Linked DNA regions of Mus musculus: regions 1 and 2 are each linked to region 3. A link is a loop called in an ENCODE intact Hi-C map of the cell type or tissue named here. Cell type or tissue: left cerebral cortex. All regions are shown on one strand. Each heading gives the region's core, and the rest is flanking DNA. Links, peaks and the distances in the headings are about the cores only. Region 1 has its middle 83 kb from the start of Rrp15. Region 2 holds the start of Gm36388 (a long non-coding RNA gene). Region 3 has its middle 24 kb from the start of Esrrg.

Region 1 (9,982 bases), core at 2,243-7,242, 1.1 Mb after region 3:
TAACTACTATTCTTGCTTGACGGTTAACATAAAACAAAACAGACAGAGTTAACTATGAATCCAGGACAGCCAAACGCTAATTGCAATAAAGTGGTGTGTGGTTTAACACTGTATCTTTGTGACAATTCACTTTCCTAACAGCTAAAATAATTAAGAACCAACTGAATATTTAAAGACTTGCTTTTTAAAAAATGATGAAAATAAAGCTATTACATCAAGGTTTAAAGATGTAATGACAGACAGTGTTTGAGCTTGTACAATAGTTTCACAGTTGCGTGGATGTAGGCACTTGCTTGCTACTGTGTACAGTGATTTCCAAGAACTTCCTAAACATTGATGGCTGACTGAGAAACATCTATATTGTTCTATCCTTTCTCATTTTAATCTTGCTTTAAAAAGGAAAAAAAATTTCTATATAATTACCATTAGTATATATTTAGTGCATCTTTATACATGTTTCTTATAAAAAAAAAAAAAAAAACTTTAACCTAAATGGTTGATTTGAGCCATCAGATATTTTTTAAATGTTGAGCTTGCCAGATTGTCTCAATCACAGGGAAAATTTGTAAAAGAAAAAAAAATCTTTCTAAATGTGGTCCCTTTTCTAGCAAGAGATTTATGAGCTGCAGTGCTTGCTCCTGCTTTTATTTGGATATAATTTGTCAGCTTTTTAAAAATGAACATTTTGGGATCATAATTTGTTAGCAGAAATTTTCAGCAAAACACATGTTGTTCACTGCAGTTATAAAATGAGACGTATTGATATAGAAGAACGTTCTGCCGTCAAAAATGGAACATTTAAAAAGTCATTTAATTCCCCAGTTCTATCATTTTAAACAATCGATTAGACTGTGTATATTAAAAAAAAAACCCACAAGAACAATATTAAAGCATTGCAGTGGTGCCTGAACATCTGGGGGCATCGTTGAAAGCCACTTAATAATCCCATTGCAAGAAGTTTTACATTTTAAAATCTGAGATCTCCTTATGCAAATCAGTTTGCCTTTAGCCATTTCAAAACGAAGTGAAGGACCTGGAGGATTGTACAGTTTTGCATAACAGGAGTGTGATGGTTGTCAGCCTTGATCTTACATTAATTAAGTTAAGATGTTGGCTGATCACAGCAAAAGAAAACACAGAAAAACCCTCACCCCAGCTGACGGGAGGGATAGCCACACGTAGGATGATAAAGACTCCGCTTTTTGTCTTGCGTTTTTATGCAAACACCTGAACCTGGATGTTAGTCAAGGATTCTGTTTATTACTGAATGGAATATAATATCATAATTCATCTTCTAGTGAATTAACTCATAACAACATCAACTCCTCTGTTTAATCTTCTGATACAGCCATCAAGTTCAAGTGACCATCTGGGAGTATAAGGCATTTATTATTTTTCTGTTAATACACTAGGATTTAAAAAATAGTAATTACTAACACAGTAATAAGACACATGGCTGTAGGTGTGTTCTGTAGCACACTTACAGGCTACATGGAACAAGGTCTATTGTGTTATGATTACCCTTCTTGATTTCCCTAGCATGACGTCTGTTCTAAGATCAACCTTAAAGCTATACTTCGCTTTTAGGGAATATGACCTTTCTATTATATAGGAGGAAGTAAAACTTAAAACTCACTAAACAGCCAATCCCCACAAAGAATTTGCTTTTCCCTACAGGTAGCATGAAATGGAGCCCAAATGACAGGACCCCGTCTGAGCCTCCTCGGCTCCCCCAGTCTGCAGAAACCCACTCTATCAATCATGGCGGGATAACGCATAGTGGCTGCACCTGTGACAGGAAATGATTGAGTGCTGAACACGGGGCCTGCTTCGCCTGTCGCTTTGTGCATTTGTATTTCTCAGGACTGGTTTGAGAATTTTCAGAACTTGGACACGGGAGGGGGCAAAGAGGGATTTTAAAGAGAAATAATAATGTATTTTCATTACCAAGACATAATACAAAAGAGAAATTAGGCAGTAAGATGCCCTGGCCACTCAGGTGTGCGAGAGCATCCACGCAGCAAGACTGGATATTATTAAGCTGTAATTTAGTTTAGATAAGTAGAAGATGCTGTCGTGGTCGTTCTTCGGGAAATGTCTCACTCACCCAGCCACAATACATTCTTTTTTTATGATCTCATGGAAGAAAAAAAGAACAAAAGGTCGAAGGCCAGCTTTTGTCCAAGAAGACTATGAATTCTAAATTTAAGAAAGAAAAAAAAATCCATATACACACATCCCTGTTGTTCTTTTCCAAACCTTTGATTTAATTATGACAAATTGGATGATTAAATGGTTTAACTTATTGCCATGATCTGCTTTTGAAGAAGTTGCAATTGTAACATGGACAGTTTAAATAATTTTCTGCTAATTCAACCACTTACTGAAGATATTTATGGTGAAATACACTGTGACGTGTCTTTTAGATAGCAATCAATATTTTCTTTGATTTGGTCATTTGGCACAGAACCCTGCTTTCTACTGCAAAAGAGTAAAAAATTTCACAGCAGATTTTATTGGGTATGTGGTTTATATACTTTGAGCTTAGGTTTCAAAGATGACTAAATATTTTTTAAAAAATATTAGTATCAGCGGTTTGGACATTTCAGATCAAACCAAACTAAAACAGGACACACTCACAGAGGCTCATCACTGAGATGGGGTTCGGCGAGCACAATAACAAAATATCTAAATGTGTAATCTCACTTTCGTGGGTTAGAATTTGCTTTTTTTTTAAAAAAAATTATTATTATTATTATTATTATTATTTTATTATTATTATTTTGAACTGTCCGAGGGTTCACAGAGGACATTCAGACATGCTCAGAGAAAAAAAACGAGTGGAAGAGGTTGTGGTTGCCTTTTTATTTTTCCTGGGCAGTATTATTTCTTTCCACTGTCCTCCAATGTAAACAAATGAAAACAGGCAAGATAAGATGAGTCCTGCTGCATGCCGGTGGCTTCTTCCTTGGCAGTCGGGTTCAGGGTAATGCGTATGCAAACAGGCTTCTCGGTTTTTTCATTGTTTGCCTGCGGAAGACCCACGCTCCCCACGCTTTTGTTGACGGTCTCCAAGAAAGTTGGGTGGTTCTGCAGAGATCAAGGCAGCTGATGAAGAAGGGGGAGGGGGCGCGCTAGCTCTGGACGCTCACGGATCCATCATGACTAAGAGACTGGGGGCTTGGCAGTGAACAGCCAGCTGCCAGCAAGTCTGTTCTTAGGCAACAGTTCTTCCACCCAGAGCTGCGGTGCCTGCATGTGCGTGACTCTCCGCCACAAGCATTTTGGCTTATCAAGGGGCTACCCGCTGACCGCAAGGGGTCAGAAATAGGGGAGCCCAGTGGGGCCCGGTTGCTTCTGCTGGTCCTGGGAGCACTAGGTGGCTGCCTGCCCGCCTCTTTCTCTGGATGAGCCAGAGCGCGGATCACAGGACTGCCACTTCCACCCAAGGCGCGAAGTTCCCGCCTGCCCAAACTGGGGTCACCTAACAGTCGAGGAACACTTGCAGGCGGGGTCCGGAGGTGCCAGGACGCACCCCGGTGAGCGGGAGCAGTTATCCCCAAGACCCGGATCTGAGACTAGTTCCGTTTTTTCCTTTGGGGTGACTAGTCATCTGCACGAGTATACATCTTACCCACACTCGCGCACTCCTGCGGGGACAGAGGAGATGCCAAGGCCTGGGGACAACAGTTTGGGTGGCCAGGGCCCAAGTCACTCAGATGCGTCCTGTGCGGGCATAGCACCTCGTCTTTCCGCGTCCCTCCTCTGCACCCCACGTCCTGTTCACGAACAAGAGGTCCCTTTCTTGCAGAATTAAAACACCAATCACTCGGCTCAGGGAAATTTCTACTTTGTGGTGCTAATCAGCTAGGAAGGAAGGCCAGAAAAAACAAAAGACTTAACCAGAATGAAGCCACTTCTCCCCAGCGGTGAACTTGGCCATGGGGGCGTGAGGCTGCACCAGCAGCAGACAAGGGGGAGGTGGGCCTGGGAAGAAGAAAGGCAACATCTGGGGACTGGACCATATGCCCAAGCTTTGTCTCGTCCTTCTAAGTTCCAGTGCCCTTGAAGTGATTTTGTAGGCGGCCCACGGGTGACAGGGAGGGTTCTCAGCCGGGGAGGGGAGGTGCGGGCGGGGCGCGAGCAGTGGAGGAGGCCGGGAGCAAAGTGACCCTGCAGCCCCGGAAGACATCAGCATCCGAGGAGGTGCTCTGCCAGAGATGGGGAAGCCAGACCGGCTTTGAGGGAGAGCACGGGAAGCGGCTGCAGCAGGGACCACAGAAAGGAAGGCCTTGGTGAAAAACAGAACGGAGAATGGAAGGCAGGAAACACGGGGAGAGGCAGGCGTGGAGGACAGCAGTCCAAGTGTAAGGAAGGGTACGGCTGCCTCCTTTTAGAAAAAGAGACTCCCCCATCCCCGTTTCTTTCTTTTTTTGCCCGCCAACCGCTGAACTGATTAGACTATAATTAAGGCCATAAAGCCCTCAGATTATACACCTGTTTATTCACTAAAGTCGGGGTCTCATCAAGCAAATTAGCTGTTTCCAGGCTACACAGTGGGCCTGAGCTTGCCTGATTAATGAAGTTTATTGGGAGCTGTTAAAGGCATTAACTGAAGAAAATCTCAGCAATTCGTCATATTTAAGGGTTGGAAATTAAATCTTGCTATGCAAATGAGAAAAAATTTAAACCATCTTTAGGGGTGACTATCCACATATTTTTCTTTAGAATTCTGTTCAAGAGATGGGCATTTAAAATGAAGCTTATTCGACTTGAAAGTTATAAAAATGTGATGGAAGTGAGGAAGAAAATACACAGGTCCCAAAACATGCTTAGAGTTTTTTTGAAACAATTTTTGTTTGTTGACAGAGTGTAAAGAAACCATTTTTAACACACAGTGTATTCACCAGAAAGCACCCGGTTTTAAAGATTAAAGTGAATGTTTGCAGGTACAGAAGGTGATTTTGAAGTTGTCCTTCAAAGTGTTCAGTGTCTGATGCTCTCTCTCTCTCTCTCTCTCTGTGTGTGTGTGTGTGTGTGTGTGTGTGGAGAGAGAGAGAGACAGAGAGAGGCAGGGACAGACAGAGAGACAGAGAGAGAGATGGTAGATGTCTTAAATAAGCAATTAAAATAACAATGTCAGAGTGGACTGTCATAGTTAACACCCCTAAATAAATTAACATTCTTGGAAACCGATCATAAAAATGTTTCTGGGCCAGGATTGGTAATTTAACCATGTTGATTCTTTGGTCAGGTAAGGAGGGGAGGTGGAGAAAATAAAAGAGAATGGGACACTTCAGCTACAGAAGGGGACTGGAGGGCAGGGAGAAGCCAACCCAGAACTAGGAGAGTGTGTATTTATCCCGGGTGCTGCTTGGTGACATCGCTGCCCACACATTCATTAATGATTCACACATAGGAATAATGGGAGCCTGGATCTCAGGATCTTGGTAATTCCTGGCAAGAGAAAAAAATGTCCTACAAGGCTATCATGCATCTATGTGTATTCTGTTTCATCGAATGAAAGTAAACCTGTGTAATGAAAGATATATTTTTCATTACTCAATGGTAAGCTTATTGTCATGCAAAACTTGAAAGATGTAGCGGTGATTTGTTCTTGCATGCCTCCTAAAGATACCCTATACACAGGCATGGCTCGAAATGTCTGTTTGGTTGAAATATTATTCTGTTTGTTTAAGGACCTTTGTAAGATTTATAATTTCAGAAAGTACATAAAGTAGTGGAGTTTATTAGGTCTAACCTCTAAGTGTCAAAAGGGACAGACGGAGCTAATAGAAAAGAAAAGATTTCTAAGAAACCGATCTGATCGTATCATCTCCTGGTATCACTTAGATTTTAAGTGTCTGACAGGTTTTTATGATGATCCTCACCAATGCTGTCATCCAAAATTGATTTTAGAGTTAATTTTTTCTTTTAAAGCTGTCAACCACAGAGATTCACTAATTTGTCCTGTCTTAATGAAGTCACATTTGACTAAGAGAAAGAAAGAGCAATAATTTAGTTTTTTTTTTAAATATTTGAAATATTTCTCATGTGTGCACCTCTCCCCTTTGGTAGATATAATACAGCTATGTGAAAACATAAGAAAATATAAATTCTAAGTCTACAGAACTCAGTGTCAGCACCACAAACATAGATAGCCTTAAAATTAACTCTTTGTTTGTCTCAGTGTTTAACAGATGTCTAAATTATTTACTATATACTAAAAACTGCAGTGCATTCTAAATTTGAACTGAAAAAAGACACTTTGTTTTTATGAACACAATGCTTTATACTGACTCATAAAACAATTCTGTTGTAACAAATAGCTATAAACTAAACGCTTATCTATTGTAAATAAAATTGTCATTTAAAAATCAGTTTTGGTTAATGATCACTGTCCTTTGGGCTATTTATAATATGTTCAACAGCAATATTCTAAATATTAATGGATCAATTCAGTAAACAAACATATGTAAATTTTATTCATTTTGTCCAAACAAATACATTTTTAAAAAGATTTCTCCCTAGTTTTGAAGCAGCTTGAGGAAACCGGTCATCCTACGCTCGAGCATGCTCATTCTGCAGGACTTGGGTGTGCTTTGAGTATTTCAGTTAAGCGTGTAAATGAAAGGTGAGAGACAGTTTTTTTTTCCTGAGGATGGTTTAAAATATATTCTACAGTGAGCATGTTTCAAAATATTCTTTTGTGCTTCATTTTTAGAATATAAACATTTAATTTATGTCATTATGATCTTAAGATACTTGTCTTCACAGCTTCCTAGCATTTCAATTAAAATATGGGTTTTTTTTTTTGTCCAAATATAATTTGCCTGTACAGCTTATAGTCGAAAAGGGCAGGCTTCTGGGATACTGAGTGATGGCTCTCAGCTACCATCATTTGTATTTCTGATCTCTAGACTCAGATGGATAAAGAAGGTCGAAATGGTCCCTGATGAAAGAAAACTTTTAAAACCATTTGGAAAAGTTAATGAATTAGATTTCCCAGCACTTGAAGATATTAGGGTGGGGAGACCAAGACTCCCATCGGCCAGATCAGGTTGACAGGAAAGCTTAAAGTTTCTTTTACCCTCCAGAGAAACACCCTCCCGGAGCTGAGCTCTGGGAAGTCAGGAATGACATATTAGCTTAATGAGTTATGTTTCATAAGCAGGGAGCCTTCAGTGGGTGCAGCTAAATTTTCCTGTCTTTATTTCCTGCCTCTTTCAAAAGCATTCAAAAATGCCTCATGACAAAGTATCATTTTTCCTTCAGAAAGTGTCTTTTCTGCCAGGGACAGAATGATCAAATTCAATGATCAAGAAATGCTTTTAAAAAAATCTTTGCAACAATCGTAAAAAGAACATAGGCAGAAGAGGTGAGCCACAGCTTTCTTTTTAAATAGCTGTTAAGTGATTTGTAAAGTAAAAATTTCTACTTCACTCTGAAAAAAGAAAAAGCATTTTCTGTCTTCTGATGTATCCAAAATACTAAGACAGAGAAGAGAACCCACTTAGAACCCACTTACATTGGATCTAAGCCTCCAAAAATTCAAATATTCAGTTTCCACTGAATGTTGGTTATCTTCCACTCAGTAATGAGGTTTTCCATTTCAGAACGGCATGTGGATTTTTTTTAAGTGGCACTGTGTGTTGCATGTACCTTTAAAGGCAAGAATGTCATGGTCCGCAGCAAGTGTGCTCTATGCCTCATAAGGGAAAGCTTCGAGAGTCCGAGCTCACAGATCAACATTATTTCTGTTACTTTACTCCTGTGGACTTATACATGGAAAGTGGGCATGGGAGATAATAGAGTGGGAATGATTTTTATTCTTAGCTGTGCAAATATTGGTCAAAATAGGATGCGTCTCATGGTTTCATATTTTCAGGGCAGCCCTTCAAGTCTCTTTGGAAAAGTAACAGGAGGCTTATCCATTATATGACCTACATCTTTCAGGTGTTTCAAAAATCTGAAGTGGGGTGGGCCCCTCCCTTCTTTCTCTTTGCATGTCTACTTTGTAACAGCTAACTTGCCTTTCTGTAACTCTAATACTACCTGTGTATCATAAACAGGGGATGGATTGATCACTGTAACCAGCAGAGCCCCTGCTTAAATCACAGGAGACCAAACCGACCTCAGAATTACAAAATGTACCTTTGACAAAGTTTTTGGATGGTTCCTGTAGTGAGGATGGAGTTCCTACTAGCAAGAGAAGGCTCAGTTTTACTTGCTTTCTAAGACATACATACAGATTCTTTAAGAGGTCACATGGGATATAGCTTAGTTTTAAAAGAAAGATACTTTGTATTTATAAGAGAAAAGCCAACCATGGATACACCCATCAAAAAGAGCCCCAGAGCACACTGGGAAAGTTGCCTGAGATGTACCAATGAATGTGAATGAAACAGCAAAGTCCTCGTTTACATCACTGTTCTATAAAACTCTAAAATGAATAATAATCAAATAGTTTCACAAAGGAAATCAAAACCACCAAAGTGAGTCTTAGCCAGTCCAGAATTTGACAGCTTCCAACTTGGAAGAATAATAAGAAGTAAAGTTTTAGGACTGCAGACAGAAAGCAATGATAATTCTGTTCTTTTCATTCATAGCTAGAGACAGTGGGTTTCCATGGGGTGGGGAGACAGGCCTAAATGAGGGCTCCCCGCAGAGCACAGCCGGGTCTTCTTCATGTTCCTTCCTTTTTAACTCAGTGTGACTGGTTGGTAGCTCCACAATTTACCATTATGAATAGTACTAAAACATACTAAATTCATGTGTCAAAGGCTTTATCTTTTTTAAAATTATCTTTTGAGTGATTCATTCAGAAAATAGCCTTTGCTAGGTTTGTCTTGCTCCAGTGATATCCTTCATGACATCATTGAATTTTCACATAGAATCAGATTATTAAATATGAAAATCTTAATGCACACAAAAGCTGTGTGCCATGACTGTCTCTAGCCTTTGTAAGAAGCCATGTCTTAGGTTGTGTTTTTATCAATGCATTTCAGGAGTTGAACACAGAAGCAAAAGTCATAATTCTTTAAAGACGTGTGAGAAAGACATACTAATTCACCACTCATGACACCTTATACATAACTCAAAGAAAGGATAAATTTATATTTTAACAACATGTATGCATTTGCATCATAGCACATGCAAAGCAACAAAATGATCTGATGTTTGCTTTTTCCCAAATAAAATTACATTAAAGACTAAATTAAATGATGCCTATTCATCAAATGAGAACACTAGAAAATGTTGCATAACTGTTGCAGATGTTAATATGGAAGTAACATCCGTGTGGCAGTTTTTATATTAACACTACAATACTACAATACTTGCCCACCTGGTTTTCATTTTGTAAGAAAAAAAAAAGCTGTATTTGATGTTCTTAGAATAAATGACCCATATTTTCTAGATTTTGCATAAAATGCAGTCATACTTTGGGACATAAATGCATGCCAAATTTTAAAAGGAAACAGTTACTGATGTATATCATAAATGTAAAGAAATCTTAAATGTAAAACTCAAGTCAAAGAGAATAAACTGTAACCAGGACGCTCCAAGAGAAGCTGCACCTGTGTGTGTAAAACAGCTCAAATGGATGGCTTTATTTTCATATTCAAAGTCAAGTTCTCAAGTTGTGGGCCAGAACTGAGGAGAAATGTTTCCAGAATAGCGAACATTTACAAAGAAAAAGATAAAGGCATCTGCAGTAGCAGAAAGAAATTCAAATTTACAATGAAAGTGTGACATCTGGTGGCCAAGAGGAGAAGTGGCCCCAAAGAACGGGATTTCAAGGTGCCTTCATAAAATAAAATTAAATTAAAGGTCCTGTCTGGCTCTGTGTGCCTGGTTGGTTTTTTGGTTTTTGTTTTTTTTGGTTTTTGTTTGTTTTTGTTTTTGTTTTTGTTTTGCCATGATACAGAAATTTTGCTGATCAGACTCATCTCTTCCTAGCGATTTTACTTTGACGAAGCTT
Region 2 (9,982 bases), core at 1,648-6,647, 320 kb after region 3:
CTTTGTTTCATAAAATCCTTTCACCAGGATGGCCTTCTAGCATCCAGGTCTAATGGAAACTGACGTCACCCGGCAAGCTCCAAAGGTACACATTGACCTCCTCGAGAATGAGTGGACTGACCAAAAAAATAAGAGTCAAGACATCAAAGGAAGTAGATGGATGGATAGATTAGATAGATGGATGGATGGATGGATGGATGGGTGGGTGGGTGGGTGGGTGGGTGGGTGGGTAGATAGATAGATAGATAGATAGATAGATAGATAGATAGATAGATAGATAGATAGAGGTTCTTGCTTGCTACATCTGCAGACAAAAAAAGACTCTTCTAAACAATTCCCTTTTCTGTGACAGGTGAACACAGGGATTTGGCTGTTGGGAAATGTCGAGACACCTCACCTGAAGTGTCCACCTAAGATACGGAGAAAAGGAGCTGGAGAAGCAAATCACGGAGGGAGATCAGTCGCGAACCTAAGTCCATGACCTCTGACAGGCTCTGACAGGCCAAAAATTCTCAGTGCAGCTGAGAACAAGGTCCCTGTGAGGGAGGTCCCTCCTCTACCGTTTTCCCTGAGACATGCTCCTGAGAGCGTCCTGGTGGTCTGTGAGCTTAGTTAGCTCTTATCTTGCTGCTCTGCCACACTCACGCTGAGTCAAATTTGGAGCTCAAAATGAGAGATGAAAGACCTTGGAGATCACTTAATATTGAAATACTGTTGTGGGAATAAGTGGTGCTCGGCTGGAGATGGGAACATGGCACTCTCTGGTAACCTTTTAATTCCTGGAAAAGTTGCACAGAATAAATTGAGCTGTACACACACACACACACACACACACACACACATATGAAAACCTAATCAATTGATCTGGTCTATTCAGTTGGGCAAAGAAAACCAGCAGGTTTCAGTCCATATCACACAAGAATACTTAACCCATTTTGATTTACTAAGGGGTAAGAGCCTTCTTTTACCCACACTCACCGCCCCAGTCAATGGGCAGTTTAATGTGCAATGTGATACCATTCACAATAGACACGCATTTAATACTACGTAATGCAAGTTTAAAGAGTTATGAGAATTGCTTTAGGAGAAAATAACAAAGGCACAGATCACAGCAGACAAATCAATGTTTGAAAGATCCTGGAGGCCTGCTTCCTCACAGTCTGATTGCTTCATCAAAGCAAGGAAGCACCCCCTTCAAGGTCACTTCCTCTCGGTCAGAGTCCACACCTCCGCTATCCCTAAGTTCAGATCTGAGAGGCCTTCAAACTTCCCCCTCGTTATCACAAAGACAGAACTGTTTCTCAGGACGGTTAAATCAGCTCTACAGCATCCGATCTACTGGACAGGAGGAAAACACAAAGCCGAACGCTCCGGGGTCTGTTCCTGGCCATCCTCCCTCAGACACTTCAGATCCTCTTTCTGAACTTGGGTGTTTCTGAACTCGGGTGCTTTCCAGACACCATCGCCTGTTTGGTCTTTGGGCCTTGTGGGAAACAAATTAGTTTCTCTTCCAAGCTAGTCCAACCCACTCAGCTACTCCGCAACATACTTCAGGAGTCTGCGGGCTCTTTTCATCTTGAAATACTGGGGAGGGGCTTTCGAAAGTAGCAGGAGGCCATAGGCCCATTTGGCAACTCAGAATCAGCCCAACCAAAACAACACAGTTAATAAACACATATAGTCACCCCTCAGTGCCGAGACTTGGGGGGTGGGTGGGGGTGGGGTTCCAGGCCCCTCCAGAACAGCTTGTTTAGATTCTGGAAGGAGGAGGAGTTGAATCTAAGAGAAGGTTCCCTGCTGGAAGGGAAGAGGAGAGGTGGGGAGCCTTGGGTCTCCTCTCACCCAAGGAGGTGGGGGGGGGGGTGGAGGGGCGGGGGGGGGGGTGTACTGCGCTCTATCCTGCAGGAGCTCTAACAGAATCAAAAGGTGGCAAGGTAGGATAAGCAGTTTGAAATAGTTAGTCTAGTGACCTCCAGACAACTTTGGTGACTTCCTCCCTGGGAAAGGTGACAGTATTGGAAAGCCTGGAGAGGAGGCAAAGGCTTAGAGGACAGGAGGGACACGCAGCACCACAGCAGCGGCATTGCCCAATGGCAACACCTTCCAACTCCGGGCACCCCCTTCACCCACAGCGACCCCTACCCCATGTCCCCTTGGCACTATCCCCTCCCAGTCCAGGTGCCCCAACTCTGCCCGAGGGTTATTTTGCCACTTTCCCAAGCACTGAGGTCTGTAACCAGGAGTGGGGGATGGGAGGGGTGTTGAAAGAAGGAACCTAACAGCAATTCAAATTTATCTGTGTCTCCAGCACACACCTGACAGTTTTGCAGTCTGGGCCGGGCAAGTCTACAAGAGGTGGGCACTACTTATGCGTGTGTTATTGAGAGAGGGTGTCCTTTTTCTTTTTCTTTTCTTTTCTTTCTTTTCTTTTCTTTCTTTTTTTCCTCCAAGAGACTCTAAGCAAGTGAAGGGGGGAAGGGGGTAGCAATACGGATTCCAAGCCGGACTGCAAACACAGATGCAAATGTCTGTCTCCAGACGCTGATGGTTAAAGCATGGGGCAGTTACCTTTGGCAGGGTCAGAACTGCAGCAGGTTAATCGGGTGAGTCCTCGGGGATTTTTTTTTTTTTAATTTTTTTTTTTTTTTTTCAAAGCAGCCGAGGCAGCCCCGGTTGCTTTGGCTTAGGAAAGTCTACAAACCCCCCATGCAGGGACATCGCACATCTCACACACGCCTCCTTGAGCTGGGCTCCCGCGACCTCGGCGGGGCGAGGGGGTGGCGGGCGGCCGGCGGGCGGCCAGGGCCCGGCCCCAGGCTGTGTCCCCGCGCGCAGCGGCCCTGCGTGGGCCCCGGGGTCCGCGTCCCGAGCGGCGCAGCACTCACCCAGCCGGGCGGCGAGGGGCCGAGCTGCGCCCGCGGCTAGCCGGAGCGCCCAGGCGCCTCCCTTCGCTCTTGGTAGCGTCGGTCCGCACTCCCTGTGACCCAGGACGTCATGATGCCTTCCCTGTTTTCTTAATGATAACTTGGCAGAAGAGGAGACAGGCTGCCAGGTTCTCCTCGGGTGGTTGCGTGGTATGTGCACGTTTCTCTTTGCATGCGTTTGGCTCCCTCTTTTTTTAAAAAAAATAAATATATCTCTCTATTATTTTTTTTGAAAAAAAATTTTTCCCCGGCACTGTCGGGATTTGATGGCATTACTGCGTTTGCATAATCGACGCCTCTGGGTGTGTATAGATGTATGTATGTGCGTGTGATTTCTTTTTTTCCCTTTAAATCCTGCTGCTTCTGCCTCCGTCGTCGCCGCAGCCGCTGCAAAAGCAAGCATGCGTTCCTCTTTTGTCTTTCATTTTACCTTCAGGGTGACATTCAGTGCCAACTGCTCCCTTTTGACCGTCGCCAATCCCCGCCTGGGCAAAATAAATTTGAAAAAAAAAAAAAACCCGGAGTGGGGGAAGGGAAGGAAGAACCCCTCAGCCCCAATGCTGGGGTGCCGGGTTTCCATTCCCTGAGCTACAACATCCCAGACCTACACAACCCACCTTCCAACCTACAAAAATAGACATCTTCCCTTCTACCCACCCGGCCCAGGCAGGTTAGCACGGAGGCGGCAGGGGCATCCACCCAGGGCCCCACTCGTGTTCGCAGTTCACGCTGTCTGACTTGCATACCCGGTGTGTAGGCCTCACACAACTGGAGCTGTTTTTCTTTAAATCTTTTTTTTTTTTTTTAATGGGGAGGGGGTAGGGAAGAAAGAGGAGTCCCAGCTTGTGAGTAAGGGTTCTATGGATACAGAATTAAACTGGGGGAGGGGGTATGCTCCCAGCCTGTATGTGAAGGGTTCTATGGACACAGCAGAAAGCTGGGGGGGAGGGGGTCTGCTGGCATCTAACTCACCACCAGGGGAGTTTGGAAGGACATAAAGGGTGATAGCTTTTATTTGACTTATTCTAAATGGCAGTAAAACTATATATATATATATATATATATATGGAGAGAGAGAGAGAGAGAGAGAGAGAGAGAGATTGACAGCTGACTATCCAATGTCCTTGTCACTTCAATAATTATGTTCCCCAGTACCAGTAGGGGAGGGGCTCCAGGGTAGCCTTAATACTTATGTCTGTAAACAGGAAGATGTGCTTTACATAGTGTGTCCACAGGATGACAGAGAACTTATTTTTGTCAGGCTCCCTTTGCTGTCTGTTCACTGTCTGGCATAACTATGTTCTGTTGTGGTAATATTGTATATGTTTGCACCCTGTACAAACATATATATACATGCATGCCCAGCACCAGGCCTGATAGATATTTTGTCCGTTTTTATCATTACTTATCCATTTGGAGTAATAGGACAGCCTAAGGGATTTCCCTCAAGCCAGGCCATGACCTTGGTCTCTAGAATGTATTGTTGGGGTCACTCACTGTCCTCTAAGATTCCAAATCCCTAAAATATGACAGTAGATGCCAAGGTTGGGGGCGGGGTGGAATCCACAGAGGAGAATGTCAAGTCTGAAAAGAGCCTGAAAGGAACTAATCCCAGATCCTGCTCAATGGCTGTCCATTTGCTGTTATCTAACTGAAGTGGGCTAAGTTTCACATGCAGGGCACAGGCACTTGTTGCCTCTTCTCCCTTCAGAGTCACAATCCAAGAATCACTAGCAAACCCCACGGGGAAGACACTGTAATTATGCAAAAGCCAGACAATCAGAATTGGAGGAGAGCCTGGCTGAAGTCGACTAAGAGGGTCAGAGGACTATTGACGAATGGCCAGATCCCAAGACGAGAGCAGAGCCTCTCCACCCTTGACAATCGGCCCAGATACTCTGGCTCTGCTCACAGTCTCTTTGGACTGCCAGGAGATGAGCTGGTACATCCCCTTGGTGCTGAGAGGTGACCAGAGCCATTGATTCAAGAGACCTAGAGCCTATTCAGCATGCCTGTGTATAGATGTTATTGGTAACTTTCCAGTAAGTAACCAAAACGTACAGATTAATGGACAATCTTCAGTTCTCTGGAAGTGGGGGGGGGGGTTGTCTTTTTTGTTTTTGTTTTTGTTTTACATTCACTGTCCTCAGAACCAACCCCTTGTTGACCTACCTCCAGGATTTCAAAGGAATTTTAAAAGTTGACTAACTTTAATCCCCTGAAATGCATTTTTTTTTTTCTTTTCAGGCAAATTCTGTTTGTGCTTTAGTGGCCAAATGGCCCCTCTCCTTGGCAGGCAACTCAAACTCTGCAGAGGTCTGAATGGATGATTGTTTCTTTGCTTGCTTTTTTGTTTGTTTGTTTGTTTGTTTTGAAGAGGGTCTTATTATATACCTCTGACTGGCCTCAGCCATTCAGCAAACCTCCTGCCTCAGCCTCCTAAATGCTGGGATTATAGAGTGCACCAGCATGCCTAGCCTGCATAGGTGCTTTGGGAGCCAATACTCTCCAACTCTTTGAAGAATGCCTCTCTGTTGCTCATCCAAGTTCAGACTTGGACTATATACAAGGTTTTATTTTCTACCTCCATCTTAAACACAATAGTTAATAGAGTTGGAGGCTGCTCAGTTTTAACTTCCGAGCCAAACCAGGAAGGACTAAGAAGGCTTGCTAAGGATCATGGGACACCCTGAAAGCAAGGTTGGAAACTTAGCTGTGTTTGAAACTTATAAATCAAATCCAATCTCAAACACAATGGGAGGGAAAGATGAGGATTAGCCCTGCCTTACAAAAGAATATCCCAGGATGGAGAAGTGCAGACCTAAATTACAAGGCTGAGATTAAAATTCAAGGGCTCTGAGCTCTTACTATCAACCTATTGCTAGCTGCTGGCATCAGACCCAGACTGGTCCCCCCCAAGGACCAATCAGGTTGGTGAACACTACCCTCTCACAGTCTCAAAGCCCCTCACCCTTTCTCCAGCATGCCAGGCCTTCCCTTTGCCTCTTTAAACTCAATTCCTTGTTCCAGTTCTACCCATGGATGAAGGCCAAGGTCCAAGCCCACTGGATCCACCACGATGTTATTTACAAGCTTTCTACTCTTCTACAGTTCTACCGTGTTCACTGCTGCATAGAACATGAATGTTCTCTATTTGGGGGCTATTTTTAATCCCTTCTCCACCTTCCAGTTCTTTCCTAACAGAATTATGCCTCCCCACACCCCCGCCTTCTCTGGTTCATCCAGCATAGTACCAATTATAACACTGGCTTTCATTTATACCTCGGGTGTATTAATCCACACAAAGGTACCCTTTGGAGCGCAAGGTTAGCACGTCGCAAACCGATAGAATCTGAAGGTTCTGTGTAATGAAGGCTTGTTTGCCTTTCATTTGAAAATATACAAACTGGTTCCAGTGTACTTTAGATAGTTCCCAGAAAATAAGTCAGTCTGACATGACTGCACGTATCTGTCTGGAAGCCTGGTGCCCACAGGGAAGGCTGAGGCTGGGGGGGATGGATGACAGGGAAACGGTTGACATTAGCGGTAAGATTATGTAATGTGAGGATGATACTGCATTGAGGCAGAGATAGATTGGCATTGAGAGATGAGGACGATGAACCAGGATGTGTAGAACACTGTTGAGAATGTAATCATGCAGGAGTCATGGTACCTAATTTTGCATTTCCTGGGTATTTTTGTGATTAAAAAGTTAGGACACTCGGAGTCCGGTGGTCACCAGAGCAACTCTAGATCTTGTATTGGCCAGCTTGTGAGACCTCAGGCAGAGGGCTCTGGTTGTACAAAGTATAATTGAACCTGACTTCCAAAGTCTCCTTAGTGCTACAAGTCTGAAACAGTGTGGCAGAGGAATCGAGAGTAAGCCTGAGAATCCCACAGTCATCAGTGGCTTGAGGATTAATATAAAAGAAGATGCTCAAGGGCCCAGCCTGAGCAAAGTCAAGTTCAAGTTCTCTAGCATACTGAAGGGACACTCAGAAAAACAGAGTTTATATACAAGAGTGTATTCAAACTTATATTCTCAGGGAATAGAGCTCAGTGGGACAGCTCTTGCCTAAAGCCGAGAGAGAAAGAGAGAGAGAGAGAGAGAGAGAGAGAGAGAGAGAGAGAGAGAGAGAGAGAGAGAGAGAGATTGAGATCCTTCTTCTACCAGATGAAATTACCAGTGACTGTGAATACTAGTTATCTACTACAACTATCAGAATGATGTCACTAGTCATCCTTGGAGCTTATGCATAATTTACTTTCCTTCTAACACAGTCAAGTTTGATATAAGGATCCAATCCCAGTTGCCTGGTATCTTCAACTCATAAGTAGCTTGAACAAAATGATGACACACTTTGAAAAGCAGAGAGTGACAATAAAGAGACTTGGGAAGGAGAGCCAGAAGGGACCTTCTGTGTATTTCCTGTGTAGCTCACTGTCAGCGTGTCTCACTGTGTATTCCTTTCTTGTTTACCCTTTAGAATTGAATGCTTACACTCATTGAGTTTTGGGTTCATGTGTGTGTGTGTGTGTGTGTGTGTGTGTGTGTGTGTGTGTGTGTGTGTGTGTTTGTGTACCAGGATGTTTGGTTGTTTGGTTGGGTTTTTTTTATTATTATTTTTCTGAAACAGCGTCTTATATAACCCACAATGTCAGTGCCAGCCTCCAACTCAACAGTATCTAAGGATGGCACTGAGCTGTGTCTGGTCTACCTTCCTCAGTTCCCATGTGCCAAGATTCCATCTCTAGGCAGGCCTGGTTTGCACATCGACTTTCTCAACAGTTTCTGTTGGGATAGGGATAGATAAAACAATAGAAACGAAAAAAGATGCTACAAATACAAAAGGGTTGTCAATCAGGTCTACATTTTTACACATGAATTATGTTTCTAAAAAGATTTCCACGGTTATGAAAAACATGTGGAGCCAAGCACTCAGGTGCCCTGGTCAAGAATCCAGGTTGATTTCTACCACGGTTCATTATAAAACCTCACAGAGTCTTGGAACTAGCTAAAGGTAGGTCCAGATGGCTGTGTGATCAGCTGCCCCATCCCCAGTGCACTTTCAAAACTATGTTACAAACTCAAGGGAAATGGCTACTTGGTCACACATCTTGATTAGAACCAAGTTCCTTAGAATTTTTATTTAAAATAGGCAGGTATGTTATGGCTGGCACATGGAGATATGCAAATAAACTTACATAAGGCAAATGGCCTCATAGAGGTTTCACCATTTCAAGGATAAACAGATGAGCTGTATGTTGTTTGTTTGTTTGTGTTTTTGAAACTGGTTAGAGAGGACAGAAGAGAAGGCTGCAGGCGAGGGTGCAGGAGAGAATGCATGTGTGGTAGTGTTCTCAATGTAGAAGATTCATAATTTTCATTCCAGACGTATTCCTGATTTAAAAAAAAAAAAGGTTAAGAACCACGGGAATAAAAAAAAATAGCTTATTTTTAAACTGAGATCAAAGAGAATAGATATCCATTTAAGGCAAATGCCAGAGCCACCCCAACACGGATAGTGTGTAATAACCACTAGTATTCAAAATGATAGCCCTGAGACACAATAAAAGCCTCTGTCATCAAAGAAATCTATTTTCAAGGTATTTTACTTAACTGATAGAGGAAAAAGTATTAGTCTGCTGGAAAGAGTTGAACGTCAAATGAAAATGGGGCTAACGCTTTAGAGCTGGCTGGGCAGCTCTGCTACGCAAGGCAAAGTGTGATGGAAATGATCTTTCTTTTCTCCTGTTTTCTTTCTATTTTTAATTTTTTTTTTTTAAGGAAAGAGAGGAGTCACTCACAGTCCTGCAAGTGTTGAGGTTGCAAGGGAAGGGATGGGAGACAGAAGAATCCTAACAGGTCTGAAGGGAGGAACAAAGGAGAAGACTTGGGAGAGAGTTGGAGTCAGCTGACTTCAATATTCTGTAGTGGACAACTGAATTAATTGTAGGCTATTAATGATGTGCATATTAAAATTAAGGAAATACTGAATTCGAATCGAGCTATTGTGAGGTTACAACCCTTTAGTACAGCCTGATTCCCTGGCCACAGGAAAGAGGATGTCGAAGGTATTGGTAGCTGAATTCATTTATTTGTGAACCACCGGTATGGGGGTGACAGTCAAAGCTGTTAGTAAAGATAACAGAAAGGTATCAATGAAAATGATCTCATGGTCTGAAATAAAACTACATTTACTTCATCAAGCTAATTATGTAAACTATGTAACACCCCGGCAAATGTCGGTGACCTGGGGTTTGCAGACTGCTGAATTTGTCCCATCCTTTGCAGAATGGAAGCCTTTGTCCACCCTGGGTGTTGGGTCACACTTGGTCCACTTGAGGCTCAGTTTTCCATATGCGATAGCACACTGACTGCCTGGGGGCAGAAGGAGGCGGGCAGAGCTTTCCCGGGCAGCCCAGTTCAACTGGAAAAAATGCTCACAACGTCACCTGATGCCACTGGCTCCCAAATATGTCCTCATCTATGTGGCTCTGCCAGCTGCTGAACCAGCAGGGAAACTCGGGGTCATGGAAAGAACACTAAACTTAGAGGCAGAACCCTGGAGGTGAAGGCTTACTGCTGCCTCCGGCTGCTAACACGGGCCCTGGAACTTCAACGTTTGGATCTACCCTGAAGCCCTGCTACCATCCCCAGGTCAGTCTCCCAGAGCTAACCAGCCAAAGGGAATGATGAGTGGAGTCAACCACACTGGCCCAATTCACCGTAGGAGCTCTTCCAAGATGGTTCCCACTGCTCCCCACTGTGGGAACTTCCTCTGTTTCCACTCTATCCTCACACTGCTGGGATCAGCCTTGTACTTAATCACTGTTACTCCGCCATCAGCTGCCATGTTTATGACATCTTTTGGCTCATAGTGTGTGCAGTTGCTCCCTAAGTGCTGAATGAATGAATGAACGAATGAATGAATTAATGAATGAACGTCAGTTAGGAATCTTGGCCTGCAGAGATTCCAAGCTATAAAGATGCTTTTTGATATGCAGGGAAGAGAGGGAGAGATGGGCCAACCACAGGCACATGATACAAGTACTCA
Region 3 (9,982 bases), core at 1,723-6,722:
GGATCCTTCATCCGCCCCTTAGACACAGGGCTGTCAAATGTCCACAACAGGAGTGCTTCCTCAGCCCAGAAGCTGTCTGCTTAGTAAACAAATGAAACACACACAGCACAAACACACAACATAACACACACACACACATACATAGCACACACAGCATGCATATACACATGCACAACACACACAAGGCACATACACACACAGCACACACATATAGATGCACCACACCCATATACTTACAGTGTGCATATACAATACACTCAGCACATAGCATACACAATACACAAACAGAGCACACACATACACAAAGCATACACACAGCATACACAAAACACAAACACACATAGCACACACACACAAAACACAAAACACACATAGCATACACAATACACAGAGCACACACACAATACACAGAGCACACACACAATACACAAAGCACACACAAAACACAAACACACATAGCACACAACACACATACACAATGCATACATATACAACACACACATACACCTGACCAAGCCCTCCTTTGCCTCCAGAAACACAGCTTCCATCTGGTTGCTGCAGTATCCCTGAGAGAGAATACAAGGGAACTGATTGGACGGGGCATAGTGATGGTGCTTCCTTCCAAACAGGTAGCGTGACTCTACCAGAACACCTGTATATGCTCAGGACCCAAATGCTCATGGATAGCCTCTATAGAATCCTGCCTCTTGGCCTGGGGAGATGGTTCAGTGGGTAAGTGTACTTTGCTGCTCAAGCATGAGGACATGAGTTCGGATCACTGGCATCCACCTAAAAGCCAAGCATAGCTACACACTCTTATTATCCAAGGGCAGGTTATCAGAAGCAGGAACATCAGCAACACCACAAAAACAACAGTCATCTCCATGTTCAATGAGAAAGCCTGCCTGACGGGAATACTGGAGACACCGGGAGAAGAGAACCCTTGACTTCTCCTCTGGCAGCCACTTCTGTCTGCAGCCACAGCACAATCGCATTTGCACATGCACACCTCATGCACATACAAAGTGATGCAGAAGCTCAATGCCCCAGTGTAGGGGAAGGCCAGGATGGGGAGCGGGGGTGGGGAACACCCTCATAGAAGCAGGGAGAGGGGGGACAGAATGGGGGGTTCCGGAGGGGAAACCGGGAAAGGGGATAACATTCTAAATGTAAATTAATAAAATATCCAATAAAATAAAGAGATAAAGAATGGTGGCCCCACTGTGAGCTAATGGTGAGCCTGGAGGAACCACTCCCTCTCTGGAGGCCTGAGTCTACGGACATGTTAGTGAGGAAATGGGCTAGCTTATAGAGAAGGTGAATTCAGGTCCTTAGATATGACTTCTCATCTATGAAAATGGTAGTCAGTGTGACTCCAAGTTTGACACTCATGCGTAGGGGACCAAAATATGACTAGTGAACTCCACTCACATTTTCCCTTATGCTTGCATGACATAGATCACTCAGTCTGTCACCCTCATTTTGCCTCAGTGTGCTGTAACTGAATGAGAGGGGGATGCTATGGATCCTGTAACATGGAGTGATAGAAGTGGTCATACTCCTGAAAACCTTAGATGTGTGTGCTGAGATGGGGGTATCTGAAGGTATAGCTATGGAAAAATACAAATTACAAGAAGATCTCTGGGCTGAAGGTAGCTCAGTGATAGAGCAGTGGTCTAGAATCCAGTAAGTAAGTACTAAGAGCTATAGAATGGATGGGAGGGAGGGAGGGAGGGAGGGAGGGAGGGAGGGAGGGAGGGAGAGAGAGAGAGAGAGAGAGAGAGAGAGAGAGAGGAGAGAAGCAAATGAAAGCCAAAGCCATGATAAGCAATGAGTTCTCAACTCACTGTAAATATACCCTTGCTAATGCCTACTACACTCAATGGCTTATTTAAAAATTAAAAAAAAAATGCCCAGTTCCTCTAATCTGACCTATATCTTTTTATCCGGTTAGAAGAATAAAGGGCTTTCTTTAATCTTTTGACTGACACAAGACGGTCAGTCAAATGTTAACACCGATGCAGAGGCAAATACCAGACCATGAGTCTGACTATTAACAGAACTGTGAGTCCGTGTTTGCCACTTCCTGCTTCCGGTTTCCTCTGCAGCTCACCCTGACTAAACGCACAGGGGCCCCAGGCTCTCCTCTAGTGTTCAGATGCTTAGGGTACGCCAGGTAAATTCGGGCATTTTCTGTCTGTTCCCACCTCCCTGCTCCTTACGAGGCATCTATACTGTCTCACTGGTTCTGAAGTGAGATGATTTGGGAGGGCATCAAAGAATCAGTTGCATTTTGTGAACTTTTTCTCAGGGGCTCAGCTTTTGAGACCTGGAATGTGGCAAGGAACCCATGACAGGGAGGAATGGGCTTCGTGGAGAAACAGTCACAGGGCACATGCGCATGGCCTGCTGGGTGCACCACCTGTCCTTGCAGACAGGGGCAGAGCAGGCCAGCAGCCAGTCCAGTTTCATTGGCTGCTATGTGCCAGCAATCTTCAGCACCTGCTGACGTCAAATCAGTCATCCACCCCTTTAGTTTCTAACCGTACATGAGCTTTACTCCCATCCATTCTGTCTCGGGGTTGGGGCCAGACTACAGATGCCCCCGCAGCAGTCCGTTTGCAGAGGGCCTGCAGAGCTAGGGTACCTAAGCATCTTTTTTGTATTGTTCCACCATCACTTAGGCATCAATTAGCTGGCCTCCACGGCGCACCGCTGCTCAGGGCCGGGTGCCATCCTGTGCGCTGGGCAACCAGACAGGATGGTCACTATCCTCTACTGTTTGTCCTGTCTCTCAGGTTCCCTGAGACCACACTGAAGCACCTGTTATAGCTGTTTCTGCTAAGCCAGGCTGCATTTGTCTGGCTGGATTTGGACTTCCTGGATCTGTGACTGAATACAAAGTGATTAGAGTCCAGTGTTTGGCAACAAGCACCAAGGGAGCGTGCTGTGTGGGTCTCCAGAGCACAATGTGTTCTTCAGAGCTCCACGTGGGGAGCGCCCTGCTAGCGTCCCTGTGCTGAGGAGATCAAAATGGACGCCTTTGTCATCAGCTGCCCACCAGCAGCTGTTTAATGTAATTCCAAATGATCCGCCTGAATGACGTTGTCCTGCCTTCAGTAATCTTTAATTTTGTAAAACACATAGCCGAGGAGTACCAGTTTCTATGTTCCTGGAGCTTTTAAAATACGTTTCTGATCCTTGTGTTTGCTGTGGGGACAGCAGAGTAAAAAGTAAAAAATCAACACTGAGAAATGTCAATTAGAGAAAGGGGGAAACAAGAAATCGTTGCCCACATTACACTAGGTCCAAGCATGGGGTGTCAGCTGAGAGTTATGAAACCAAGAAACAGTGAAGAAAGTGGATGGACTGGAGGTCCCTCTGCCAGGACTAAATTGAAAGGTGTCTCTTGTAGTGAGTGGCAGGTCACACCTGAAATCCCAGTGTTTCTGGAGTTGAGACAGGAGGATAGCCACAAGATCATCTGCTTCAGCTCGAGCTAAAATAGGAAACCTGCTTTATAAGATAAATAAAGGCAAAATAAAGGTAGGCCATATTTCTTCTGAAGAATAGTTCTTACGATAATAAATGTAAGCGTGGCTGGGTGGGGGGTTAGTAATTTTGTTCTTCCATTTGCTCAATGATAGTGAAGTGCAGAGCAGAGAGCACTCTAGCCTTTCTCTGCCCTCCTCTCCTTCTCCTACCCCTGTATTCCTAGCTTCCTTCTCTACCCATCTCCTACTCTCTTCCTCTTTCCTTTCATTCTTTTCCTTCTCTTCCCTCACTTGCCCCTCTTTGTCCTTCCTTCCTTCCTTCCTTCCTTCCTTCCTTCCTTCCTTCCTTCCTTCCTTCCCTCCCTCCCTCTTTCCTTCCAGTGCAGTCCTGATTCGCAGTGGTGGTCTGTTTACATAGCAAAGGCTGCCAAAGCTCCTGTTCTGGGGTTTGCATTTCTTCCTTGAACAACAGAGGGCAGTGGCGCTTCTAAGCTGGCCGCCATTGCCTGGGAGAGCGCAGACTGCTTGCTTTCTGCTCGTGGTAAGCCTCCCAGCTAGGCCATTTCTCCACTATTTGCGGCTGACTCCCTCGCACTCCTCAGAGGGCTGCCTCGGTTCTTTCTCTGCCTATATTCCACCCCTAGTTTTCAAAGCACTGCTTTATAAAGTTCTGTGGTTCATCAAGGGCTCGTGAGATTTTTTAACCATCAGACTGAGATTTTGATTACAGATGCTCAATGCACATCTACTTCCTAACACCACTTAGATACAGTTCATCCCAAGATCCTCTACTACCAACACCTAGACCTAAAAAATAAAGTTCCTTAGCTATGTATGACCCTCTATGAAAAATCCATGACTTAACTGTGAACTTTTTTTAGTGGCAATTTAGCAAATGTCACACATGAGGAAGTCCACAGGCAATATGCCACTACTTGTAAAACACACTGGGATCTCTTCCTTTATGATAGAGCTTCCCCCGACCCCTACACCCTTAACCCAAAGCCATACAATTTCAAAGATTTCACTTGAATCAAATGAGAGACACCATTCCTTTCCCTGATGCAAGGAAGAAAAGCACACAAGTGAAATGTGAGGCAAAGTGATGGCTGTCTGTTTAACCATTTTCTCACGGCTAAAGCTTAAAAGCTAAGACAACCGAATCAGGAAACTATTGTTTTCTGAGTGGTTCATCAACCCACACAGATCCATCTAGCACTGCAAGAGGCTTTCACGGACTTCTCTTCTAAAATGTTCGCCCATCCCTCTCAGTGCTTTTTGAAGGCAGATTTATTTCTTAGCCTGAAGTTAGTGATCTCAGCGTTCCAGATCGCAAAGGCACCCAACACGAAAGAGTGGATGGATGGGTTATTCTTAGTCTCCTTATGTCAGGAGGAGAAAGGGGGCAGTGTGTGTGTGTGTGTGTGTGTGTGTGCGTGTGTGTGTGTGTGTGTGTAGCAAGCCATGTTCTCTGGAAATTGTGAGTTCAGATGGGACTAATTTAGCAAGGTGGTTGTGTTAGAAAAAAGACCAGAGAACAAAACTAGTAGAGTTCACATCCCTAGTGAAAGATACTACCAGGCAGCATCTTAGGTGTGAGGATGTCAACACAGTTCTCATTCTTCCAACTTGTAACAACCTTTGATGGGAGGCTGAGGGGATGGCTCAGTGGATAAAGCACTTGCTGTGTAAGCATCAAGACCAGAGTTCTGGTCCCCAGAATACACGAAGGAGGTAGGTATGTAAGTCACCTGTGGTCCCAGCAGAGACAGCACATCCTGGAGCAAACTGACTAGCTAGGTTAGCTGAAACTGGCCATCTCCAGGTACACCGAGAGACTCTGTTTCAAAAGATTAAATGAAGAGCTATCGAAGAAGACAGTGTAGTCAAGTTTGGTGCTACGCATAGACACAGGTGTGTATGTACACATGTGGGTCCAGAGGCTTACCACATCACAAACTCACATCACACACCCATACACATACAGGAAGAAAAAAATCAATTAAAAAAAATTAGGAGGAACAACAAACAAACAAACAAACAAACAAACCCAAAAGCCCTCCTTTTACTATGGAAGTAGAGAAATGTTCTCATCAGTTCACTGCAGCTCTTTCCCTGCACTTTCTCTCTCTTCCTCACTCTCCAACCATCCTTCCCCATCATCACTCCAAGCTAGGAGCCATGCATGGACTGCCCTGCATCTTTCTTCTGAGTTTATAAATAAGGCCCAGAACGGGCTCTACTAACCCACTTGGGTTTTGCAGCGGCTCCTTATTTCTGGGAAAAGAGTATCAGGTTGAATTTTTCTTCATTTTGAGATGGAGCTGTATCTATGCTGTGGCTGAGCTTGCTGGCAGCCAAGTGTACTTCCGATTAGAAAGCTTCATAAATTACAAACCACCAGAGTACGAGTCATTATGTAGAATGGGCCTGGCCATCTGGTCAACCACTTTGACATGCTAAAGGCCATCATCTTGGCCCCATGGTTTGGTTACTTCAAGAGGACTTCAGCCACAGGAAAGAAAATAGATGCTTTTACTTTAAGTTTACTTGGCTTTTAGACTTATTTTATTCTTCTATTTGGGGGCTGAAGATTGAACCCAGGTCCTCCTGCCCACTCAGAAAGCACTTTGCCCACTGAGCTACCAGCTAACATCCTTACAACCTCACATGGTCTTTCAACCCCGGGTTATTCAGGTACTTCAAAAGGTGGCTGTTGTTCCCATTTAGCAGATGAACAACTGAGAACTCCAAGAATCAAGGGCTTGATGTGCACATGGCTTTCAAACACAAAGACATTTGTGAAACACGGATTGCTTCTTGATTTAGTAAGCAGAATCAGCATCCTCCTTTCCCTGCTTCCTCTCTGCACCAAGAAGCTTCACATATTTCAAGTTTCTGAAAAGTTCCACAGTGGTAACAAGGGTGCTGTGCAAAGGGGGTTGAAGGAGGGGATAGGTCTCTGATAGAAAGAATGACAGGTAGCAACTGAACACAGTTCAGCCCAACTGCTATAGGAGACTGGAGGTGGGAGTTCCTCTTCTGAAAATCAACAAAAGGAATCAATTCTTACATTTTATCTTGCTTCATTTGCTTATTATTTATGTGTGAGGGGCTGGGACACAAGCACTGTGGTGAGCTTGTGGAGCTTGGAGGACAGTCTGTGGGAGTCAGCTCTCTGGTTCCACCACGTAAATCCAAAGACTGTACTCATGTCCCCAGGCTCGGTAGCAAGCACCTTTACTTACGGAGTCACCCGAGAAACCTGGGAACAATTCATGACCTCTCTATGTGTTTGTTTCCTGAAGCAGAGAAGCTCGATCTGCCTCAGGAACACATGTGTCTGTCTGAAGCATATTGCTAGGGGGCTGCTTTTCTCTGGCATTCTTCCTCACAGGGCTGGGGTAGAACCTGAGGTCTCACGCATCTCAGACAACTGCTCTTCACTGAGCAATGTCCCTAGCCCACTATTTCCCTCAATGGAAACATCTGGGCAGTACAGTTAAAACTGGCCAAATGAAGGACTGTCGCTTACCTTTGCCCTCTCTGGCTTAGGTTCTTCCCCCTGTGAAATGGTTTGGAGGTAACCCCGACTCTGTGGGGTTGTAGGGAAAAACATGATTACCCTCTGCTGTCTTTCCAACTTACTGATGTTTTGTTTGTTCCATTCAAGTTTCAAATTTATCAGAATTCAAGAGAAGCCAGCATACGGAACAGAGCACAGCTCATTCCAACTTGATGAGTCATTTCCACGAATCAAAATCCTACATTTGACTTTGTTGTCTGTATAACCTACTGACCTTACCGATTAGGATAGCTAAATGACAAATGAAAGCCATGCCCCACTACTAACTTACATACACACACACACACACACAGATCTACACACGCATACATACACATGCACACATATACATACATGTGCAAACAAATACATATGTGCACACATCTATACACATATGTGCATATATACATATACATGAGTACATATAAACTCACATGCATACACAGGTGCAGAGTACTATAACGAGAAGTTTCTGTAAGCACATAAACTTGTCTGCAAGAGTTTATATCAGCAATTTAAAACTGCACATGTGTGCTCATGTACATCTACTTTGTATAGAGAGAGCCACACATTTGGATATCTTCTGTGATGGTTCAGAGACTTTTGCCTGAATCAGACTCTTTCATTATCAAAGAACATTGATTTTTATGAAGCATGACAAAAGAAAGCCAAGGGGTATTTTAAAATGTATCCTTTGATGATATCATACACGGGTATCATGCATTTCCATCACACCTGCTACCCCATCTCCCTCTCTCATCCTGCCCCCAGCTCCCCTTAACTCTTCCTTTCCAACAAGTTTGCTTTTTACACTCCTGTCTTTTTTAAAATGACCCGCTCACTGAGTTTGCTGGTGTATACACCACTGTGGCGATGGTGGCATCACAGGCTACTCACCAGCAGCTACACTACTGAAGAAATAGAAATCTGCCTCCCCCAGAAGCCATTAACTTGTGAAAAGGACCTGAGCTAGGGGCTGCCTTGTAAACTGCTCTCCCTGTGTGAATGGTAATGGGTCCCATCTTATTCCGGAAACCACAGTTTATGAATGCAGCAACAATGTGTGTCCAGAAGAAAGCAGTTCACGGCTCTCCTGCTTATCCTCAAGCCCTGACATCCTTTCTGCCCTCATCTTCTATGATGCAACCAAAAGTCCATCTTAAAAGCCCACATTAATTATGTCATTGATAACTTCCTTACACAAAGAGAGATAGGAAAATATCAGGAAGATTTTCAACGAGCCAATTGTACCCCTACTTGTCTCAAGTCTATACTCTGCTTTAAAAATGGCTTTAATTACATTTCACTTTCTGTTTTTGAGCTGGGGTCTCTTTGGTTCAGACTGGCTTCTCCTCACCATGTAACTCAGGCTGTCCTTGAACTCGCAGCCATCCTCCTGCCTCAGCCTCCTGAGTACCGGGATTGAAGGTGTGAGCTGTATGCTCTGCTTTTATTTTATTTTTAATTGACACATAATAATAGAATAAATCGACGGGTTATGTTCCTCCTTTTCTAAAAAATTAACCCCATGGGTAAAATTGGGTTTTTGCATATTTTATAACAGTTTTTACAAATACATAAAATTATGTATATTCTTACATTCATATAGTTCTTGAGTAAAGCATATAGAACTGTAAATTAAAAATAAACTAAGCATTTGTATGATTCTCCAGTTGAAAGCAGTCATTTGCAGGCAGCAGAGACTTAGGTGTCATCGTCTCTTAGCAGATCATAAGAAACCGGAGGGTTTAAGCGTCACGAAGGTGGGAGTGGAGCTGGAGGCTAGGTGTGCACTTATTGTCTGCATTTACTGAAAGCAGGCCTAGACATTCACCAGTAATTTCTCATGTGGGCATAAAGCCAGGGCTCCTGGGGCCCCCTCTCCTCAGCGTGACAGCCTTGCTGGATGATAGCCTATACTTGCCATTTGGTTATGTTACATTGTTGCTCCCAGACCTTTAGTAAAACCCATGTATATTTTACTTTTTTTTTTCTTTCCAAACCATCAGAGCTTTCTTAAGTAACTTACAGGGCTGTAGCTAGATGATTTAAAGGAGACTTGGGGGTGGGGGGAATCCTTTCAATAGTCCAGAAGCATTAAGAAGAAATATGGCCTTGACCCCACCCAAGCCTTCTTCCAGAGGCCTAGGCCCCAGGGAACAGTCACCCCACGCCCTGCACACCTCACACAAGTCTCTAAGGATTCACTTTTTCAAAAGAAAAGGGCAAACTTGGCTCCAGATCTGGTCCTGCTCCTGCCTTCCCCAGCACACAGAAAGTGTGTTGTTTATTTTCATCCCCTAATGCAGTTAACAGCAGGCACCTGGGAACATCTTTCCTCTTCCTCACTTGGTTCAAGTTCACCAGCACTCCTTCAACACAGCAACAAGCTTGCCAAGCCACTGCCTCTCTCTGAACTCCTCCCAACAATGAGTTAGTCCTGTAACACTGTTGTGATATTCTGAGGAAGTCATTGGGACGCTCCCCCTCATCTTCACACATATCCAAGCCATAAGGTTGAGTAGCATTCCTCAGCACAAAAGGCAAGAGAGAGAGAGAGAGGGAGAGAGAGAGAGAGAGAGAGAGAGAGAGAGAGAGAGAGAGAGAGAGAGAGAGAGAGAGAGAGAGAGAGAAGAATTTAAATTGTAGCATTTTTTTTGTTACTTTGTATTGAAGTTGCTGAGAGATCTGCTGGGGAAGTTTGATCACAGAGACTTTGTCAGTGATTTGTAGGTTTCCCTGTCAAATGTGCCTCTCCTGTTTCAATTCCATTAGAAAGGATAATTGAGAACCAACTCCACAGATGGGAATGTGCCCATCCATCCATCCAACAGATATTTCAAGATGACGGGAGTGACATCAAATTCACTAACATGTAACTGAATCTCCTCAAAAGGGGAAGATTGTAACCGAGTATGGGAGA

What was found. Hi-C counts contacts between places; a loop is a spot of excess contacts. Peaks named below come from ENCODE experiments on the same cell type or tissue, not always from the same donor. Only the 100,000 strongest peaks of a DNase experiment are listed, where the experiment ranks them.
Region 1: it touches region 3 in a loop (2.8-fold over the local background); 4 of 42 quality-filtered maps call a loop at or near these places.
Region 2: it touches region 3 in a loop (2.2-fold over the local background); 2 of 42 quality-filtered maps call a loop at or near these places.

Annotation. Positions count from the first base shown.
Region 1 is chr1:186,827,741-186,837,722 of GRCm38, reverse strand. No RefSeq gene overlaps it. Among named protein-coding and RNA genes, the nearest start is that of Rrp15, 83 kb to the right of the region's middle. In left cerebral cortex, for the core only: no CTCF peak of the experiment used is centred there; DNase peaks (open chromatin) are centred at 3,204, 3,419, 3,707 and 4,202; H3K4me3 peaks cover 1,196 bases.
Region 2 is chr1:187,644,859-187,654,840 of GRCm38, reverse strand. It overlaps Gm36388 (a long non-coding RNA gene), which reads left to right and starts at 2,995. Exons shown (of 4, transcript XR_003948554.1): 1 at 2,995-3,074. It also overlaps a transcript of Esrrg not described here. In left cerebral cortex, for the core only: a CTCF peak has its summit at 3,913; DNase peaks (open chromatin) are centred at 3,458, 4,486, 4,724, 6,029 and 3 more places; H3K4me3 peaks cover 2,216 bases; H3K27ac peaks cover 1,380 bases.
Region 3 is chr1:187,968,635-187,978,616 of GRCm38, reverse strand. It overlaps a transcript of Esrrg not described here. Among named protein-coding and RNA genes, the nearest start is that of Esrrg, 24 kb to the left of the region's middle. In left cerebral cortex, for the core only: CTCF peaks have their summits at 2,423 and 3,979 (motif pointing right); a DNase peak (open chromatin) is centred at 3,982.